Linked DNA regions of Mus musculus: region 1 is linked to region 2. The links are chromatin loops, found by intact Hi-C in ENCODE. Cell type or tissue: gastrocnemius. All regions are shown on one strand. Links, peaks and the distances in the headings refer to the core of each region. The heading gives the core; the rest is flanking DNA.

What was found. A loop is a pair of places that touch in the nucleus more often than their neighbours do. Peaks named below come from ENCODE experiments on the same cell type or tissue, not always from the same donor. Only the 100,000 strongest peaks of a DNase experiment are listed, where the experiment ranks them.
Region 1: it touches region 2 in a loop (2.1-fold over the local background); 13 of 42 quality-filtered maps call a loop at or near these places.

The regions. Positions count from the first base shown.
Region 1 is chr1:191,281,990-191,292,840 of GRCm38, reverse strand. No RefSeq gene overlaps it. Among named protein-coding and RNA genes, the nearest start is that of Nenf, 31 kb to the left of the region's middle. In gastrocnemius, for the core only: a CTCF peak has its summit at 3,836 (motif pointing right); a DNase peak (open chromatin) is centred at 3,912.
Region 2 is chr1:190,945,296-190,956,146 of GRCm38, reverse strand. Vash2 (vasohibin 2) reads left to right here. Exons shown (of 8, transcript NM_144879.2): 8 at 5,891-8,501. The coding sequence ends at 5,963. Angel2 (angel homolog 2) reads right to left here. Exons shown (of 9, transcript NM_021421.4): 9 at 9,656-10,851. Among named protein-coding and RNA genes, the nearest start is that of Angel2, 22 kb to the right of the region's middle. In gastrocnemius, for the core only: no CTCF peak of the experiment used is centred there; a DNase peak (open chromatin) is centred at 4,924.

The sequences.
Region 1 (10,851 bases), core at 2,268-6,267, 340 kb before region 2:
CCCAACCCTGATTCTTGATCTAATTACCTCTGTCCCCAGAGCTGTCCTACAACCTCCTTGGTCATCTGTCAGCCACTTGGGACAGAGGCAGAGAGCCACTTATTCCTCCTAGGAGGGGCTGCTCTGCCCTGGGAGGGGGATACCCCACGCATCACTTAAGGGCTGACTGCCCAGCTCCAGGCAAGTGTATTCGAGTGCCAATGCCAGGCAGGCTCAGATGAATCACCTCCCGTTCCATGTGGTCACCCTGGCTGGCAACAGAGGCCCTGTGTGCTTCTCTGTGTGGTTTCTTTCCATTCCGTGAGTCAGAAGGCACCAGTCACTGGCCATGTGATGCCGTAGTCTCCTGCCAAGGAACAGTGGCAAAGAATTTCTGGAAAACCCTGGAAGGACAAGGGAGGGCAGATGTGGTTGCCAGAAACAGGCCTGAGCTGAGAGGGCTGGATGCAATCTTGTGAGATTAGCATGGGGAAAGGGGCTCTGGTCTCATGAGGCCAAAGGCCCCTATAGTAGCAGCAGCTGCTGGGTGTAGGGCCAAACCTGGTTTCCCTGTGGTGGAATAACATGATCATTTGGTCTAATTATAAGCAGAAAGCTTTTTGTAATGTAAAAAATCTTGGTCATTTAAGAACTATAAAAAGGAAGAACTGCCCCTAGCAGACACTTTTTATTTATTAATTTCTTTAGTGTTGGCCTTTATAAAAAAAGGATGAAGAAGTAAAAGGAGGAGGAAGAGGAAGAGGAGGAGGAGGAGGAAAAAGAGGAGGAGGAGGAGGAGAGGAGGGGGAGGAGGAAGAGGAGGAGAGGAGGGGGAGGAGGAGAGGAGGGGGAGGGGAGGAAGAGGATGAGGAAGAGGAGGAGAGGAGGGGGAGGAGGAGAGGAGGGGGAGGGAAGGAAGAGGATGAGGAAGAGGAAGAGGAAGAAGAAGATCATTAGACTGTTCTGTCCTGGAACTCACTATGTAGACCAGGCTGGCCTCAAACTCACAGAGATCTGCCTACCTCTGCTCCTGAGTGCTAGGATTAAAAACATGGGCCACTATACCTGGCTGACTTATTATTTCTTTAATTATGTGTATGTGTAGGGGTATGTGCACATGTGTGCAGGTGATTGCAGAAGCCAGGAGCATCAGACACCCTAGAAAACTGGTTACAGTTGGCTGTGAGCCACCTGCCATGGGTGCTGGGAATGGATCTGTCCTCTTCAAGAGCGAGATGGTTCTGGCTGACAAGCCAGCTCCCCAGCCTCTAGTTTTCTGGCTTTTTGCTACTCACTGTGTAGCCAGGCTGGTTTCAAAGCTACTATGTAGCTCGAGCTGGCCTCTGGTTATGGAGTGCTGGGATTACAGACCTGCACCACCACAGACACTGTTCCAGCTTGCCAAGATGTTTCCTGTACATACATAGTGCCACCTGCCTGCCCCTGGCCTGTCATACTGCTGGACACTGCCCAAGTCTGGTCTTGATATTACCTGATGCCTGGGATACTGCGACTCTAGGTCCCTAGGATGGCAGTCAGCACAGAGTCAGCGGCCTCCCTTCTTGTGCTCCCTGGCCCCTGAAGGTGTCTTTTTTTTTTTTTTTTAAGATTTATTTATTTATTATATGTAAGTACACTGTAGCTGTCTTCAGACACACCAGAAGAGGACGTCAGATCTTGTTACGGATGGTTGTGAGCCACCATGTGGTTGCTGGGACTTGAACACTGGACCTTTGGAAGAGTAGTCGGGTACTCTTACCCACTGAGCCATCTCACCAGCCCTGAAGGTGTCTTAAAGGCTAAACGAGTCTCAACCAAATATGAGAAGACCCTTTGCTCAGAGCCTCAGGATTTACCACACCATCCCTGAGAGTCTGTGGATAGCTGGTTCCACATAACGACCAATGAGGATGTCACACATTCTAGCATTCTGGCTTTATTCCTAAGGAAGAGTTATAATAAATGAACTACCCAGTATATTCCTTATTGTAACTGTTAATGTGGTCATGTATGTGTGTGTGTGCCTTTGTGTGTGCATGTGCATGCATGCATGTATTAGTGTGTGTGTGGTATGTGGTATGTATGTGGAATGTGGTGGTCTGAGGGAGAAATGTCCTCCATAGGCTCAGGTATTTAGATGCTTGGTCCCCAGTTGCTTGACTGTTTGGGGAGGCTCTGGAACCTGTAGGCTTTCTGGTGGATGTCCATTAGTGAGAGAGAGTGGGTGTTGGGAGTTTCTAACCTCACTCGCAGTGTGCTCTTCTTGCTTTGTAGTTACTGTTGAAGATGCGATTTCTCCACTTCCTGATCCTGCTGCCATGTCTGCTGCTTCTGCCACCGCTCCCTGCCAGGATGGACTCCAGCCCTCCAGGATCATATGCTTAAACAACCCTTCCTTCTATAAGTTGCCCTTGTGGTCCTTTTTATCCCAACAACAAAAGGTACTGATAATAGCATTACCATACAGAATAGTATTAGTCCTTAGCGGGTTTTTGTTGTTGTTATTTGGTTTTGTTTTTCAAGACAAGGTTTTTCTATGTAGCCCTGGATGCCCTGGAACTCACTCTGTAGACCAAGCTAGCCTTGAACTTGAAGATCTGCCTCCCTCTGCTTCCTGGGTTCTGGGATAAAAGACATACACCACCATGCCTGGCTAGTCCTTGGTAATTATGATGGATGCAGTTTAAGGCCCAGAGTGCAAACTAGCAAGAAGCTGCTCAGATGTAAAGAAGTGTTTGGTATCAAGGTGACCAAGGTGAGTTTGTATTGTCAGCTTTGCTAGATTTAGAATCACCTAGGAGATGACCCTTTGGGTGTGTCTATGGAGGTATCTCCAGAGTTAAGAGTGGACCGAAGAGATCCTGAATTTGGGTGGCACCTTCCATGGGTTGAGGTCCTAGACTGAACAAAAAAGGGGACGTGTCATTCTGCTGCGAGCTGCCTCCTGCCTCACCCATAGGTCTTCCCACCATGACGGTATCCTAGAGCATCGAGGACTCCACACCTCAGACAGCAAGGTGAAATTGCAAACACTCCCTCCACCCCCGAAGTCAAAGGGTCTCCTGGCTGCACAGTGCCCTTAAGTGAGACACATCATGGTCTGCCTCCTATTTCTGCTAACACACATGCTTTCTGGGTTTGTCAACTGTCAGTGTGAAGGACAGTCTTCCCAGCCAGTCCATCATCCTTTACCCCTGACCTCCATCCTGGCTGGTACCCTGGCACCTCCTGCAGGTGTGGGGAGAGAGAGCACTGTGGTTGGGTGAGTGGATGGCATAGGTCATCTCAGGGCAAATCCCTGGCTTGCTGCATTCCTCAGGTCTCTCGCAGGATGCTGTAAACTCAGTGTAACACTGTCCAGGTCATCCCAGATCTCTGCAAATGACCATCAAGATTTGGGGTAGTATTACTTGGGCAGGTCAGTAGCTTCTTCCCACGTGGTTCGCAAGGGGCAGCCTGGGACCAGGGCACAGTCTCATGGTCCCAGCATAACTGATAGTTATGAAGAAAGAACAAACCACAGAGTGGGTGTGTCCTCCCCTTCCCACTGCTACAGTTCAGGCAAGGCCTGTGTTCCCTACCACCAGTCCTGCTTGCTCCAGTCCAGGTCCCACGCTGTGAAGGCTTTGCTCCAGGAGGACTGGCAGCATCACCGTCCAATATTTAACACCATTGCTTGACCCCAGAGGGCTTCCCACTGGCTGCTGCTACACAGGCCACACTCTGTCCTGACAGTTTGCCCTTGTTCTGCTGCACGTCCTCAGAATGAGAGCCTCCCCAGTTCCAGGTAAAAAACCCCGCTTTTCACCCCTGTTGCTTTCTGTCCATCTATGACCACCAGGGGGCGCTATTGTGAGGCTCTGTGGTGCCCCATGGGGCGCTGTACCTTCCTAGAGAGCTGCTTTCCCATGCTCCTGGTGTTGACTGGGTCATCCTTAGACATCTGGCCGCTGGAGGGCGGTAGAGAGTGGGGTGCTCAGGTGACTCCAGAAACACCCAACACATCACTGGCAGGGATGAGAGGCTTGGCTCTGCGCCCCCCCCTTTTCCCTCCATACACACGGTGCTGGCTCCACTATCTTCCTTAGTTGTCTTCCTACTTGATCCATACCACTCTTATCTTAACCCCATTAGCTATCTTCATTTTCAGTACCTTGTTTATTAAGCAATGTTGGAACTTAAAAAACAAACTTAACAACTGTTCCACCATTAAGTTAAACCCTGGCCTCCCTGCTTCACACTTAAAAGTACACCTGCCACTGGGCCACTAAGGCCCACATTGCTAATTCAGGCTGATCTTCTGCTTCACGGCCTTAAGTTAACTACATTTACAAAGACCCCGTCAACCCCCCAGCAATGTAACAGTCCAGGCCTTTCTGAAGGGTACCATTCAGCTCACTGCAGTCTCCCGTATGAGGCAGCTCAGAACTGGTCCTCAGATCCACATGAAAGGCAGAAGACTTCCCAAACCCAGCACACCATCTAAAGCATGGGCAGGAATGGCATTTAGGGAAACCCCTCAGCTTAGACCACAAGGGAATTCTGGAGATCTGGGCTCGTTCAGGGCTATTAATCAGGGCTGGGTGGATTATGCTGTAGTAACAGCATGCAATCCCAACACCTCAGTGGTCTTATTCAATTCCAGCCTGAGTCAGGGCTCTCTTCTGGTCGTTCCTCCTTCCAGGGCTTGGTTGATTAAGCAGCCACCGTCCCAGAAACACTCTGGCCTTAGTGTCAAAAAGAGACAACAATAACAAAACACAATTGTGGTGACTTAAAAACCCATGACAGTTCTCATTTTGTCCTGTTTGCCCATAGTACACACCTGTCGGGACTGGCTGTCTAGTCACACTAGGACAGCGGTTCTCAACCTGAGGATCATGACTCCTTTGGGTTGAATGGCCCTTCCACAGAGGTCACATATCAGATATCCTGCATAACAGATGTTTGCATCACCACTTATAACAGTAGCAAAGTTACAGCTATGAAGTAACAACAAAGTAACTTTATGCTTGGGAGTCCCCACAACCTGAGGAGCTGGAATAGAGAGCTGCAGGGTTAGGAAGGGTGAGAACCACTGCCCCAGACGCACGGGTACATGAATGTGCATTTTTCAGACAGCAACACAGGTTTAGGAAGCACTGGATCAGATACAATTGTAATGCGTCATCTGACGATGTCACCTATGTCCTTACCTTTCTCACTTGGGTCAGTTCACCAATCAGGGCACTGGCTAAAAAACGAAATTTCAACAAATGTACTTGACAGACTGTCTTAGTTAAGGATTGTATTGCCGTAAACAGACACCATGACCAAGGCAACTCTTATAAAGGACAACACTTAATTGGGGCTGGCTTATTGGTTCTGAGGTTCAGTTGTTTATCATCATGGCAGGAAGCATGGGCAGACATGGCACTGGAGATGCTGAGAGTTCTATATCTTGTTCTGAAGGCAGACAGGAGAAATTGGCTTCCAGGCAGCTAGGAGGAGGGTCCCCCCTAATGACATATTTCCTCCAACAAGGCTACACCTACTCCAACAAGACCATACCTCCTAATAGTGCCTTTCCTGGGACCAAGCATATACCAACCAGCACACAGACCTAATTGGCTTTAATAATGCTGCATCAAGCAGGCAGCAATGTGCTCCAATAGAGGATGTTCCACTTACTAGTGAGGCTTTGTAACACAGCTCGGGCAGGAACAGGAAACAGAACAACAGCAAGGCAACTGCTTAAATCAGGCCAGGGTAAAGTAAGGGACTGTTTATCACGACAGCTCAGAGGCATCCTCTCTGGAGAGCTGCTCTGACATGCTGGCAGTGAGGCAATCCAGTCTGTGTGGGGCTCTCTGCTTGCTTGGTTTCTATTCAGTTGTATGGCTCTTGGTCTGGTCTATTGGATGACCCACTATACATCTTAATCAATAACACTGGGTGGAGGCCAGGCAGCTGGAGACTCACAGCCACTCCATTTGTTAGGGCACCCATGTCATGACTGCTGTGACAGTGGTTATTGGCTTGTGCTGAAAGATGCTGGGCCAGGCCCACGGCATGAAACATAAGCAGCCGTGGGTTAAGCCTGGGACATGCGTGGGCCCAAGAAGGTGACCTTGGGGACACCCCACACAGGAAGGAACCCAAACATGAGCAAAGTCAGCAATGCCCTCTCCTGAGGATGTCCCTCTGTCCTTTGTAAGTGACCTCATGCTGGATCCCACCAGGGATCACATATCAGGAAGCCATTTAGCCCTCAATGCTTTTCTGGGGAGAGAGAGTAAAGGCAGGGAGATGTGGCTTTTACTGATCACCCACCTAACACTGGTCCCCTGGGCCACCAGGATCCATTCAACAAAATCAAGATAAACTGGATGTTGCCATCCAAAAGGAGACAGCTGGGGCGGGAAGGAGAAAGGAAAGCAACCACAGGAAGTCTCCGCAGGGACAAGAAAATGACGACCATGGTGAAGAAGGGGTAAAGGGATCCGTATTTGGCCTTAACCATGGGCTCTCCCTAATTTTAGGTAGCATCGAATGTGACCAAATTAAGATAATCTTGGTGGTACAGGCCTGTAATCCTGGCTCCTCTGGATCCTGAGGCAGGAGGATTACCAAGTACAAATTTACCTGGGCAACTTCGGTGAAACCTGGAGAGGTGGTTCAGAGGTTAAGCAAGAGGACCTGAGTTCAGTGAGGTGGGGGTGCAAGCTGACAGCCTCATGTTTTGCTTGAGACAGCTCTCCAGATAGCTCTGTTCTTGCTAGAAAAAAAATTCTAAAAGAGCTGTGTTCGCTCTCCAAGCAGATCTCTCTGGGTAGCTATCTCTTGCAGACCAAAGCCCATGTATGGGCTTTTATTTATGTATTAATTCAATAGTCCACCCCAGTTTCCCTTTTGATTATCCCATGAATCAACACTTTATGTCCCTATCCCCTTGATTCTTAGAAAGACAGCAGGTACATTATTTTTTTTAAAACATAGCAATGAACTCAGGGATCTTCCTGCCTTTGTAAGCATAGACAATAAACTAGCTGGGTGGGATCCAACTCTGAGATCACCATTCCTACCCCGCTGGGCCTAAACTAGCTCTGTCCCAGGCTGACCTTGAACTCAGGAATCTGCCTGCCTTTGTAAGCACAAACAATAAACTTAGCTGAGTGGGATCTTGCCATGCTATCACCACTCCCCAAATTTCTTCATCTCCTTAATATCTTTCTGACAAGCTGGCTCAGAGTGCAGCTGCCTCTGTTATTTTAGGTTTGTGAAGCCCCTCATATAATTCATATTGCATCCTTATATTTTGCATAATTGAGAAATCATATCTATCTATCTATCTATCTATCTATCTATCTATCTATATCTCATTCATGTTTTCTTCAGAGTTCTTTCCTACAGACTTAAGGACTGTCCTAAAGGTCACAGTGGTTACCATTTTGCTAAGGACATTAGACACACCCTCACCTTCCAGACTGTTGTTGTTTATATTATCATGGAGTCATTTACCTTAGCAGGGAGAACATCTCCTGAAGGAGGAACATAAAGTGAATTATGTACATTATTATATAAACAAGCCTTAAGTTGGCTCTGCTCCAGGGGTGGGAACGGTATAGTGCAGTAACTTGGCAGAAACCTATGTTTTTCCTTTCTTTTATGCTTGTGTGTGTGCATGTCCCATTTTTCTTCTTCCTTTTGTATTTTTATTGGTTAGCTAAGCAATCTTACCTGCGATTGCTGATTTCCCATTGGTTTTGATGGAAGTTTAGGTGAGATTTTCTTGGAGTAAAGATTTTCAGTGCCAAAAGAATTAAAGATGGAGCTGGAGAGATGGCTCCACAGCTTTTGCATGTGTGGTTCTTGCAGAGGACCTTGGCTGGTTCCCAGGACCCATATGGTGGCTCATACCATCAGTGCTTCCAGTTCCAGGGAGATCTGATGCTTTCTTCTGAATTCCCAGGGTACCTGGTACATACATGGTACACATACATACAAGCTCGCAAAGCATGAATACACATAAGGTTTATTTTAAATGTGCAGGTTGTTGTCCCATGGTTGTGGTCCTCAATGAGGCCACAGGTGATGAAGGACACCAGCAAGCTGACACAGCAGGGTGCCTCACCAACACTGACTGATTCATGAGGGACGTGACTGGGTGGTGTGGCTTCACGTCCTACCACGTGCCTGGCAGCTGCTCAAGGTATCCAAGGACAGGTGTGCACTCTAGTTCATTAGGAGGAAGTGGGAAGCACTGGGCAATGTCCTGGTGGCCATGAGGGATGTCCTGCCGAGGACTGGTGCCCCCCTACTCCCCGCAACAATGCTGCATGCACTCACGCACTCACACTCACACAAGCGGAAGGGGCTGATCAAAGCTTTGAAAGTCCCAGCCTTCTCCTCATTTCTCTCTCCACATTGAAAAACTTAGTGTCAGCTGAAGTGTAATTCAATCTCCTCATGCATATATATATATTTACTTTATATATTCCATATATATATGTATATTAATTTATTATTATTATTATTATTATTATTATTATTTTTTTTTTTTTTTTACTTTATGTCCACAGACAGTCAACTTGGGCACACGTGCCATGGTGTGCATGTGGAGACCAGAGGACAACTTTTGGGGGTTGGTTCTTTTCTACAGGTGGTACAAGAGGTGGGAGGGAGTCGATGTTTCAGGAACCTGGGCAGAGCATAGAGCACCAACAGTGTGCACAGCTCTGCAGAACCAAGGCTGACAAGACCTGGCTTTGACAAAACAAACAAACCAAAACAAAACAAAAAGATCTGTCTTTGTCGTGCAGCAGGGTGCAGCAGCCAGCACTGGCTGGCCTAGACTGTCTTTTCTTTCTCTTACTTTGATAAAGTGAGCTGGTGAGACAAGTCCCTGAGCCTGGGATGTTAGGGAGGTTTGGGTGGAGGAGAGAGCAAGGTCCAGGAGCCACCTTCAGCAAGGTGCTCTACCCTCTGCCCCAATCACAGCCACTGACAGGAGCACGGCAGACAAAAGGCCAAGGAGCACTGAAGAAGGAAGTGCAAAGGGCTACGTGCAGTCCACACTAGCAACTCCCAGGTAAACACCTAGCAGAGCAAGGAGCCCGGAGGAGCCCCAAGGCAGGGGTGGGGCTGTCTCCCAAGGAATCAAGAGGACTAAAGTGACATTTCTCCTGTCAGAGAGCACCATAGACTTCCATCCCCACTGGGGACCAGCCCGGCTGTCAGGGAGCACGGTGGACAAGCCACCCGATGAAGGAGACCATCTAAGATTCTTAACCAGGCACATAGTAGGGCCCAGCCATGGTGTCAGGATCCTGGCCACACTGTTCAGGAGTGTGCATGTGACCAAGCCATGATGGCCTCAGGGATCAGCTGTGTGGGCTGTGAACATGAGGTTAGAGACAGTTTCATGGGAACCCAGAACAGGCCGAATGCAAGGGCTGAGCAAGCCCACCACAAGTGTGCAGAAAACAAGAACATGGTTTCTCCTGCTCCCACTGTGAGCCCAAATTAGAACTCTGCCCTTTGTCCCTGAGGAGTCCAGGCGACTGTATGTGGGTGTCGTGACCACAGGCCTCTTTGTTCCTCTCACCCACACAGGCCCCTCTGTTACTGTGCTCTGACCCGTAGCCCACGTCCTGACAGACCAGGGCAGCTGGTGAGGTTGACTGTCAGCCCTGTCAAAGGAGCGTGTCTAGAGCGCACAGCATCATGCTGGCCTGGGGACATGGAAAGCTCTGGGTTTCTCCCAGCCAGTGTCACCCACATGCCTGAGGCTCTCCCAGTCAGTGTCACCCACATGCCTGAGGCACAGGGGGTTATTTTGAGACAGGGTCTCTCTACATAGCTGTAGGTGTACTGAAATTCACTATGTAGACCAGGCTACCCCTGAACTCACAGAGATCCACCTGCCTCGGCATTCACCACCAGGCCCAGCCGGGATGCAGATTTTTAAGTGTCACTAACCAAGGCTCTGGGTGGCAACCTGAGTACCACGTGTGTGACAGATGCTCTCCCCTCGGGCCTTGGCTCTGGCACACTAGCCTTCTTTGGGTTTAGCTATGGGCAGCCTGGTGGGGCTGAAGAAGGAAGGAGAGGATAGATTTCCTCATTGGATGCTTAGGCTGTCTTAGGTTGTCAGCTAATTGTCAAAACTCTTGCTGCACTGACTCTGGGATCTAGTCCACTCACCTGTGAGACTTAGAGGGCTAATTAAGCCCCACCCACAGCTATGAGACATTTGATGCTAAATGCTAGGATTAGAATGTGCTACCTGGGGCTCAAGAGGGTGGTTAAGAGAATCAGGTTTGAGTCTCAAAACCTACATGGCAGCTCACAAACACCCCCTTCTGGCTTTCTTGGGCACTGCACATATATTGTACATATATACATAAAACTAAAATCTGATAATGTATCCATGTAGCATGTCTATGTGTATATGCATGTGACACATATACAACACACACAAATACACACAACACACAGCAGAGACTGAGAAACTGATTGTGGCTCCCCCGAAAAGCCTTCTGGGCCCTGTTCTTTGTAGTGTTTACAGATAAACATCTCACCCACTGAACCGGTTCTATGATCACCCTTCTTGGTCTTCATGCACGGGGAAGAGGACTGTGCTTCAGACCAGCTCTGTAGGGGACAAAAGCGCAGGCAGGGGTCAGCATAGAAAATGGCCTGGGTCCCCATGGCCCAGAAAACCCAGGTTGGTTAGATGTCCGGGAAGACTGAAACCCGGAGTGCATACCACACAGTTGTCTTGATCTGTCACGGTGAGCACCCACTAGTGCAGTGACTGTGTCTGCCCGTCAAAACCGTCCTCTGGTAGGGAAAGCCAGTGGCCAGCACAGCCTGAGAGCTAGAGTTAGC
Region 2 (10,851 bases), core at 2,477-6,476:
AGGAAAGAAGAAAGCAATGAGTAGCTCTGGGGAGGCCAGAGAAAGCAGAGACCAACTAGGAGATGAGGAAGGGATGGCTAAGAGGGAGATTCATATTATTTTACCTCCCTATCAGTAACCCCGAGTTATGGCTCGTTCCACATGGGCTGCTCTTAACTCCAGTGGCTCGCCCACGTGAACTGTTCTTACGATCCCTTGCCCCATGGCGTCTTCCTCTCTCCTTCTCTCTCCTGGTTCTCTTCCTCATGGTTTTCCTCTAGCCCCAAGCTTGGGAACCAAATGCTCCACCTATCTCAATTCTGCCCAGCTATAGGTTGTAGGCATCTTTATTCATCAATCGGGGATAACTTGGGGGGCAGGGTTAAGTGTTACTTGGGTATACGTGGGAATTCTCTCATCCCTGGGGGCAACCATACATACAAAGCAAAAGACCAAACCTCAACAGCCCTGCTCTGGGGAACCCACTGACCTCTCTACCCACCTGGTGCATGGGAGAGCCTGGGAGTGAGGAGAAAGGATGGGGACAGGTAGTGTCCCCTAAGGCAGGAAGGGTGGTCTTCAAGAAGAGGGGGGGTTCACTTTGTCACCCTCCTGCTTTTATGCCCCATGGTTCTTTTCACCCCCATGATGGGAGCTCTAGGCGGGGTCAAGGTGAGGACTCGTGGTCCAGTGGCAAAAGTGTCACCTCAAAAACAGCATGGGCAGTGAGGCTGGGGGAGGGGCTGATCCTGAGGAGGTTCGAGGGAGGGGTGGAAGATACTGGGGACTCTGGGGATCTTTGGAGCAGCGTGACAGGGCATGACAGGGTTAAGCCCGTGAAAAGGAGAGTGATGGGGGAAGCCAGGAGGACAGCACACAGGGTGAGCCCTAAGCTGAGACCCAGTGAACCAGGATGGTGGCTTTGGGCAAACCATTTCCTTGGGCCCTGGTTTCCTTACTTTGAAGAGGAGCAGAAATAGAGTAGATTTCTTGAAGTAGTTTTTAGAACATAGTGTACTCCCTCTGGGCTTTTTCCTTGCAGAATTGAAGAGAACTACACTGTCGTTGACGGCCAGGTGGAAATAACCGGGGCCAAGAGGTGAAGGTTCAAAAAGAAAGTGGTGAATTCAGGAAGCAAGGTTTTGGGGCAGCCAGGGACAGAGGGGTGGCTTGCTACAGTGTGGGCTTAGGGGCAGGGAGGGGCTAGAGAGGCTCCAGGTAGACAAACAAGCAGAGAGGCTGATGGTTTGTGACTCCCGTGGCCTTGTGCCAGGGGAAGGAAGCCATGCTGTCTGGAAAAGACAGCCAGGGTAGCAGACTGAGGGCTGCAACCCCAGGCTGGGGGCCTCACTGACAGGTGGCTCCTGGATCTCAGAGGGGCCTTGCTCCAAATCAGAATGGGGGTAACCAGCCTTCCCTAGAGCTTCTGAACCAGCAGCTTTGGGACGGGAATCTGAGTTTTTATTTTTGACAAGCCCTCAGTTCTGCTGTTGGGTGGGGACCACAACTTGAGCTCCCCAAAGCTATTCAGCAGCAGACCCACCCCCACTGGGCTTTATGAACCAAGGCAAAGTGTTTACACTAACAACCAACATGGCAAGATGAAAGTGTTGAAAGCCAGGGCTGGAGAGATGGCTCAGCGGGTAAGAGCACTGACTGCTCTTCCGAAGGTCCTGAGTTCAAATCCCAGCAACCATGACTGGTCCCTATGCTCAGGCCTGGGAGGTGCCTCTGAGTCTCTCTCCAGGGAGGCAGAAAGAGATTGACTTTCCTTGCCCCAGACCCTAATCTCTACCACTTTGTCATGCAGCCAAGACAATCGGCCACACCAGCACCTTCTTCTGCATCCAAGGAAGACAGCTGTTAGACAGTTGTGAGTTCGAAGCTGTGGGTGCCAGGGCCCCACCCCTCCTCACACTAGAGTGTCCTGGGAGTGGAAAGAAGGACCAGGAGGATCTGGGTCCCCAAGTGGTTTCCCTTCCATCCCCTTCCCATTACTGCCCCCCCCCCAGGTCTATTGTAGCTCCTGCGGGGCAGTCATAGGCCAATATATTTTAAACTCAAAAAAAAAGGTGGGGTGGCTGTACTCAACTCCCTAGGCCCTCAGACTCAGGCCCATCTCCATAGCCCTTTTCCCTGGCTGAGCAGGTTCCCAGGAGCCCCTCATTAACTCTTTCCAGTGGGGAGTGTGGAGAAGGGATCGACCTGTAAGTCAGGTAGCCTTGGAACAGTGTGGCCATCCAGAGCCCTGCACTTGTGGGGACGCGAGGAGAGTGCTGCAGAGCTCATTACCACGCTCTTCTCCAAATCAGGAATCCTGGCCACTTTGCTCTCTATCTGCATTTGAGATTAGGAGGGGCCTCAAAGGGTATCTAGGAGGCTTCTGTTTAAAGTGGACTGAGGTGAGCGGGTAGGGGACAGTCTCCCCGGTTCCTCATATACCCTGCTTCCTATGGGACAGGATTAGGGAAGAAAGGACTCATGCTGCCATGCAGGAGAGGGAAGGATGACAGAAAACACAAGTAAAAGAAAAACTGGAGAGCAGGAACCACAGGAGACATGGACACTCCAAGCTGACTCCTGCTGACGCATATATTTGCCATAACACAAGCTAGACCAGCATCAGAAGCTAGACCAGCACTGCTGGCTCCCAGACATAGGTCAACAAAAGGCTCTTCTGCCCATAGCCTCCTTCAGGCAGGCTTTGGTCCAGCCAGCTAGTCTTGCTTTTTAAAAGAGACAACTTTGATCATGCCCCGGTGGCTTCAGACACTGGGTTCAATGAGCTGGTCTGCATCAGGAAAGTCTCTTGGATGCCATTGTCATGCTGTTATCTCTTTACCTAAGGCCAGCAAGCTGTTTCTAAATCTGCTGAGTGCTCAGGGAGGAAAATAACCACAGTTGGCTCGAGGCTGTCAGCTGGGTCCCATATATGGTTCTAGGGGCTTACGCTACCCTCTGCTCACATCTGGAGCCACTTCTAGCTCCACATTCCTCTCTGTCTTTGCACTTGCCTAAATAATCCCTTTAGGAACATCTGTGTCACTGGGTTGACACAACATTCAGCTGAGTGGAATGGTAAGAGTGACTTCACCAGCCTCAATTAAGATCAAGTTTCTAAAGGGAGACAGCCTTCCCCTCTCCCAGGGGCGTGTCTCTGCTCCCTCGGAGTGTTTTGATCTTATTATTATCACTACATTTATGTGTGTAAGAACACCATACATGTGAGGGGCAGAGGACAACCTGTATGTTCTTACCTTCCATGTGGGTCATGCTTGGTGACAAGTGCCTTTAATGACTGAGCTGTAGTCTCCCTCCCCCTAATGTCAGGAGCACCTTCTACAAAGAACAGTCAAGTTTTTTACCTCTCAACTCTACCCACCAGGAGTTCTTAGAGGAACGTGGGCAAGGAGATTGGGGTCTGTTTTCAAAGCCGCTGTCAACTTAAACCAACGTCTTCCCAACTCTGGGAGTCAATTCCCTGTAGCTCTTTTCTGATGGTTGTCCACAGAGCCTTTTGAGTGGGGTTAGCTCGAGAGCAGGTTAGAGAATCCAGGGGAACCTGACTGCTAGTGCGTCCATTTTTCCAGTTACTTGAGAGGTGGGAGCCAGGAAGATCACTTGAGTCAGTTTAGACTATATTGAGGCAATCAGTAGAAAAGAAGGGCTCAGTTGACTGCTTGTTACACAAGCTTGAGGTCCCTGAGTTCAGATCCTGGAACCACGTAACAAGCCAGGTATGGCAGCACACACACGGTAAGCCCACTATGTGGGGCGAGGGAGACAGGGTGATGTGAGGCTTTCTGGAAGCCTCATTCTACAAGCTGAAAGTCGAGTGAGAGATTCCATCTCAAGAAAATAAAATTAACTTAGGTGAAGTAAGGAAGATAACAGGCCGGCCGCTGGCCTCCACATGCAATGGACACACTTGGACACATACCTCCACACACATCCTCACAAGAACATCTACAGGAAAATAAAAGGGAAGGCCAGCTCTTCACTGGAGTCGGCTTCTCTAAAGGCTGACTTTTTCTTCTTTCCTGCCTTGTTTCCTTTTCTTCTTTTGCTTTCACTTTCCTTTTGGCTATTAACCTACAAAGGGTCCCCAAGGTGGGTCCTAGAAGCCACTCCAGGTTTGTAGGCAGTGGTCCTGTTTAAAGTAGCTGATCTCTATCTAGGGCATGATTGGACCACAGCACCATCACCCTCAAGGCCTTGAGCTCACTGACACGGCTGAGCGAAGTGTGTGTGCATCCACATACATCCATACATCACTGTGGGCATCCCAGGAACCATGAGAAGACACACAAACGTGGTGCCACCACCCACAGGAGACTACGATACAAGTTCTTTAGTGGGGTCAAGTAGCAAGTTTTAGTGACCACTGTGAAGTTGTTTCATAGAGAATGATCATAGATCAAGATGTCAGAATCTCTTAGTGGCTACTTGAGAGGCAGGAGGATTCCAAGTTCAAGGCTGCCTGGTAACTGAGATTTCATCTCCAATATAAAATGAAAAGGGAGCTGGGGAGAGCTCAGTGGCCCAGTGCTTGCCTACCACAGGAGAGTAAAGTGTTTTAGGGTGGTCAAGCCCTTCTTAGACAGGTTGCTGAGCTACGAAGTCTGCTGTTCATTTGCAGTTGAGAGAGCTGGACTACTTTCCTGTCAAGAGGAAACAATTCGCTAGAGAGAAATCTTTCAAAGGTTTAAGAACTTTCTTATACCTGAATTTTCACTTTTTAGCACTTAAGATAGTGTCATTGGATGTCATTTAAAGACATCTTTGATGCTCTTGTGAAGATGACAGAACTCCTGAAGTAGAACTCACCAGCATCCTAAATCCCACTTACAGTCTCGCTCATGTTGACCCACGCTGATAAGGGGTTCATCAGATATTGGAAGCTGTCAGAGGCTTACACAGTGTCATCCTGGAAAGCTGCCAGTGCCTTCACTGGTGCCCTACAGTGCTTAGGCAACTTGCTGGCACGTGCTTTAGGAGTTTCTTAGCAAAGATGCTTTGCTCTGGGTGGTTTTATGCTGGGGCGTGAGGTTTCAGCGATTTCTGAAAGGCACACCTCCATTTTTATTTATTTATTTATTTTTGAGGCAGGATTTCTCTACATAGCTGTGGCTGTCTTAGAACATACTCTGTAGATAAGGCTGGCCTCAAACTCAGAGCTCAACCTGCTTCTGCCTCCTGAGTGCTGGGATTAAGGCGTGTGCCATCACAGTGGGCAACACACCTTGATTCTACACATTCAAGCCTACAGTGTGAACATCTCTCAGGGGTAACTGAATGCCCACCAAAACCTAGTCTCGTGACCCCTGGGCTCACTGTTGCCAAAAGAATTTGGCTTAGTCCTGTATTATATGTAACTTGTTAGGGCCTGAGAGGTACTGGGTTTCAAAAATTGTAGCCCTGAACTTAGTGCTATGCACCTATAATATCCGAACATGGGAGACTCAGGCGGGAGGATGCAAAGTTCAAGGCCACCCTGGGAAACAGTGAAACCCTGTCTCAAAAAAGCAAGAGCCTGCTTAATTTTGCTGTTTTCAAGGTGTTTTGTTTTAGTTTTACAACGTTAGTGTGACTAAGTTCAGGCTTAGAGACTCCTTCGATCCCAGAGATGCTTTTAAATTTCTTCACTGAAAGCCTTTCCTTAGAACCTGTCAAGGTCGATGGAGACTCACTCGGGAGCCTAGAGTGCGGTGCGGGGAGCAGGCAGGTCCTGGGAGGGTTAGCTAGCCACACTGCAGGCCCTTGCAGGCAGGTCCTGGAAGGGTTAGCTAACCACACTGCAGGCCCTTGCAGGCAGGTCCTGGAAGGGTTAGCTAGCCACACTGCAGGCCCTTGCAGAGCTTCGTTCCTCTATGGTGGTCCCTCTCTAGCATCCTTCTGCCTTTCCCCTTAGGCCTGCTCTGACCGAGAAGAAGGTGGCTGACCTCGGCACTCTGAACGAAGTGGGCTATCAGATCCGGATCTAGCCGAGCCAGGCCGGCCAGGCTTCTATGGTGCTCTTCTCTGCACTTTACCCAGCAGCTTCAGGAGGAACTGCAACTTGTGGAGTTTTGATTTTGAAGGATTTACCTGGAGATGGAATCTGAGTGGGTTTTGAAAACTCACCGGGCAGCAGGCATGACTGGGCTGAAGTGATGGGCAAAGCCCTGGGTTGACTGACTCCCTCACTCAGGATCCTAAGAACAATGCTGACTGCAGTTTTCTACTTTTCTCCATTTGCCGACTCTTCTGCTTGCTTTGGACATTATGCCTCAGCTCTAGAAACCGTTTATGGAGTTCCTCCCACTTTTTGGTACAGCAGGCAACTCAGCCAGTATTACTGTCTCCTCAGCAATAACAAGCAAAGATGGGTGGGTTTTTTTTAAGCAGTTGATATTACCTCAACATTTTGGCATCAGATATGCAATCTTAATGAGTTTTTTATATTCTATTTGTATTGTTTCCTATAGGGATCTCGATGGTTTGGTGGGGGTTTTTTTGTTTTTTTTTCTGGTTCACATGTGAGATGAGATTTAAGTTGTTATATGCAAATGCTTTAGAAGCACTCAAATTCTGGCAATAAGGGAATATAATCCGCTTTGGGATGTTGGCGTCACTTTTCTTAAAGCATCTGCCGACAGGTTTCCTTCTAACAAGCACGCTGAGGAGCTCGGGTCCATGCAGTTGCTGACATTTAAGCCTTTTCTGAGGCAAGCAAAAGGCACAAGAGATCATCTGCTCCCAAAAAAACGCAGCAGTGCTGAGACGTCCCAGACAGCCTCGGTTCCTAGTGGCTCCTTGTTGTTAATGTGTTCTGCTGTCTCACATGAAGGCAAACATGATGGTGGACTGTTTCCCAGGGGCTTGTCTTTAGGTACTACGTCACGGCATCAGGAGGTGCTGGGGGAAACCAGGACCTCGTGGATCGAGCCTGTCGTGAAGGGAAAGCGTTCCAGCACAGTGTCGTGCCGCCGTGTCAGTGTCACCCGTGCCGCCGTGTCACCCAGGCCCTGAAGCACAGCCCGCCTGCCTGTGGCGACTGCAGCGCAGCTTCTGCTTGCAGACCATGGAGAAGGAAACACAGTTTCAAGTCATTGATCTTAGTGCAGTCACCATGCCAACTCAGGACAGAGGACCGGCTTCAGCTGGATTGCTAGCCCCGAGAGCTCAGCATGCCACCCTCTGGCTGTGACTGCGGCAGAGCTCCAAGTCAACCGTCTGCTTATGGAGTCTTTGCCAGGAAACCTAGGGCCATATGGAGGGCAAAACCTCACTCCACCCTTAAACCAGTATTATTAATGAAAAGTCGTTTTCTTGGAAAAGCTTAGTGTCCTTTAGCGGTCAGGACCCGGAAACTAAAACCGAGTGTAAACTTCAAATTCTGAACTCAATGGCTTTCTTCAAGAATCCTATGACTGGAGTTCAAAGTGAGTTATGGGGCCTCCACATGTCCTCACGAGCTGCTACCTGTTGTCAGCCTCAGGGCAGTGTGCATTTAAATGTTCCAAGGAGCAATCTGTTAAACTAAAGCCACCGGGCAAAGTGCCTGCAACTGCCTGTGTTCAAGGACAGCTCCCAGGAACAGAGCGCCAAACAGCGGGACAACCTTGTTGTGTGGCAAGGGAAAGAAGAGCAGCTGGCTGTGACACTGCCCTTGTAATCTCTCCCACAACTACTTTCTGATTTTTAGGTTCATTTTTCAAGGCAGAGTTAGTCACAGAAACATCTAAAAATGTTTGTCTTTGTCACTCAATTTTACTGCCTGTAGTTAAACTAACTCCCAAAAAACCAGAAGGAAGCCCCGAAACACCTACATTCTAATGCAATAGTTTATTGGGATAAAAAGGCGGCAAAAATGAATGCAGCACGTCTGACCTCTCAGACTGACCTTTCAGCCTGGCTGTGATGAAGATGAAAACTGACTTGACAGGAACAATTATCCTATGCACCATGACAAGATGCCCTGAGCTGACAAGTTTCAAGCTGACTGCTATTGGTTGTGAGAGGTGGCCTGGGTGTTTTCTGCACACGTGGGAGCCGTGAGCACACCCCTTTCCTTGAGTCAGCTGTTTCATGGATGTCCTCAGCAGACATGGGTAAGCAAAGGGAAGCCTTTGCAGCCCTCCAGCTCACTATACAAGGCTTTCCTAGGCTAGACTTTTATGTACAACCTTGTACAGTTTTTTTGACATACACTTCAGATTCTTGTTTATTCTCTTAGACTTTGATCTGGCCAATACATTTTTAAAAAATCTTTCTGAAGAACCATAATTGTTTTGGTGGGTATTTTTCTAAGTATGTGAAGACTTGATGGTATTCTACAGAACACCACAAGTGCATGCTTCAGGCTCGACGACTCTCTCTCATCATGTGTCCACACAGCATGGAACTGTAATAAAACCGTTCTGGAAACTGAAGGACTTCACGATGTTTGTTTTGTTTCTGTTTGTCCCACTCAACATATTGACCACTATGTTTCCTCTTCCAGACTTTGTTAAATATTACTCTATTTTCGTGTACATCAATCACTTGCCTCTTAGCCTCATTCTGATAATGACTGAAAGGTAATGAAAGAGCTGAGGGAGGTGACAGGCCAGCGTCTGCAGCTCAGCACACTTACCACAAAGCCCAACAAATGTGGAACTATTATAGTAATGTATTACAGCTTACAGGTACAAAGGACTCTATGCCTTATAACTTTTTTTTTTTAAACAAAAGATTAAAAACTAGCAGATACTCAATCCTGAAAGACACGATTTCAAGCCCAGGACAATCTCTGAGCCTTGCTGGCCTGCCAGCTTACCCTACTTTGGCATGTTCTAGGCCAGTGAGAGAACCTGTCTTAAAAATGAAAGGTGAATGGCTCCAGAGGGCTCACCTCTGGCTTCCAGACACACATGTGCAAGCACACACACACACACACACACACACACACACACACACACAGACACACATGTGCAAGCACACACACACACACACACACACACACACACACACACACACACACACACCAGCTTCCAGCCAGACACACATGTGCAAGCACGCACACACACACACACACACACACACACACACACACACACACACCAGGCACAAGGTAGTTCACACTTTAACCTGTGAAGGATCTGACTTATGTAGTCAGATCAAACTGTGCTTGGCAGGTAAACTCAAGGCCCAGAGGAGTTGCCAACTTCTCTGTCCACAACAGTAGAGAAAATAGGTATTTTTATTGGAGCTTTAAAAGCTTGTGAGAAGTCTTGTGTGGCCATAGATTAACAATAAGCTATCAGCAATTTATAAGTTAACTGTATCCAAGTGCTATACATGAAATAGGCCTAATTTCACATTATCTTCATCAGGATATAAAAACTTTACAAAGGTTTTTATGAATGTTAGTTTGCCTACAATGATGTCTGTACAAATCCCCTCAAGCCATCCTCCATATTAAGAAGACAATCACCACTGTAATTCGATAATGATTGATTATGTCTCCAACCAGGACCTTAGCACCCAGAGAGGCTTACTGCAAACTATGGGCCATCTCAGCATTGGATTCATACTCTACATGGAAAGCAGGGTCGGCTTGCTTGGTGCTCACTGGGCACTTCTTAGCCTGCACACCTCTGAGGCAGTAGTCTACTACACATAAAACAACTGGAATAAATGAGTAAAAATTTAAATTGCAAAGATTTATTGTCTAATATAAAACATTCTATTAATAAAACTCACTGTAGAGAACATTTATTACTGCACAGTAATGACTTAGTAAAAATGCCTGTAATCTGAGTCTACTATTTTAAAAAGCAGAGAAATTTCTACTTACATTTAGAATTTTACTACTGGACACTTGTACAGGGCAAGCTACTGGCTGGTCAGGCTGCTGTGAGGCTGCAGAGAACAGTGCAAGCGCCATGGCACCCTGCTGTACCACGGTACCAAACTCAACTGTACAGTCAACAGTCAGCGAGGCTCCCTACCGGGTCTAAGTGACAGCTCCCATGATGACTCCTGCATGTTAGAGGCAAATGATAAACAGCTGCGGAGCTCTCGCTTCCTTCCAAAGACCACTTCTCTAATACATTTATACAAAACCGGCTCAACGAAATGTCACTCCTGACCCAAGGGCCTTTCACCATCGTTAAACAGAAAGACAAGTACAGGAGACAGAGGGACAACCTGGAGTCTGCCACCTTTTGCTGGTCTTTGAGACACAGGGCCTTGTGTGTAGTTCTAGTCAGCCTGGGACACAGTGATCCTCCTGCCTCTGTCTCCCAGATGCTGGGATTAAGGGTGTTTGTGGATGCACCTGGCTCATCTACTTTCCTTATGGCAACCTTTTCCAGGCAGGAGTGGACATATATAAAGGACTTGACCTTTTTTTTTTTTTTTTTTTTTTTTTTTTGTCTTAAGATAGGGTTTCATGTAGCCCAGGCTGCCCTCACACTTGTTGTGTTGCTAAAGCTGGCTTTACACAGCTACCTGCTGCCATCAGCCAAATGCTAATAAGATTAAAGGTGTGCACCACCGTATCGTATGAGAGTGATCTATACTTCTCAACTATTTCCACTACAAAATGTAGGCACATCCCACAGCTCAGGGCAGCAGTGACATGGGCCAATGTTCTCTACAGCATACACATTGTCAAGCCTCTTCAGAAGCTTGGACCCTGTGGAGGAGTGAGTGACCCAGTGATTTCTAAGAACACGCACAGGCTTCTCCCAATGAAACTGGGTCTCCAGAAAAGGCAGCATGCTGAGCTTTGCAGGTCCGGGCAGGACCACCGGATGAACTAAAAAGCACTGACTTCCTATCTTCAGGGCCAAGATGAACTACATTTTAAAAATGCTGTCAACTTTAACAGGACTTAGAAGTCAT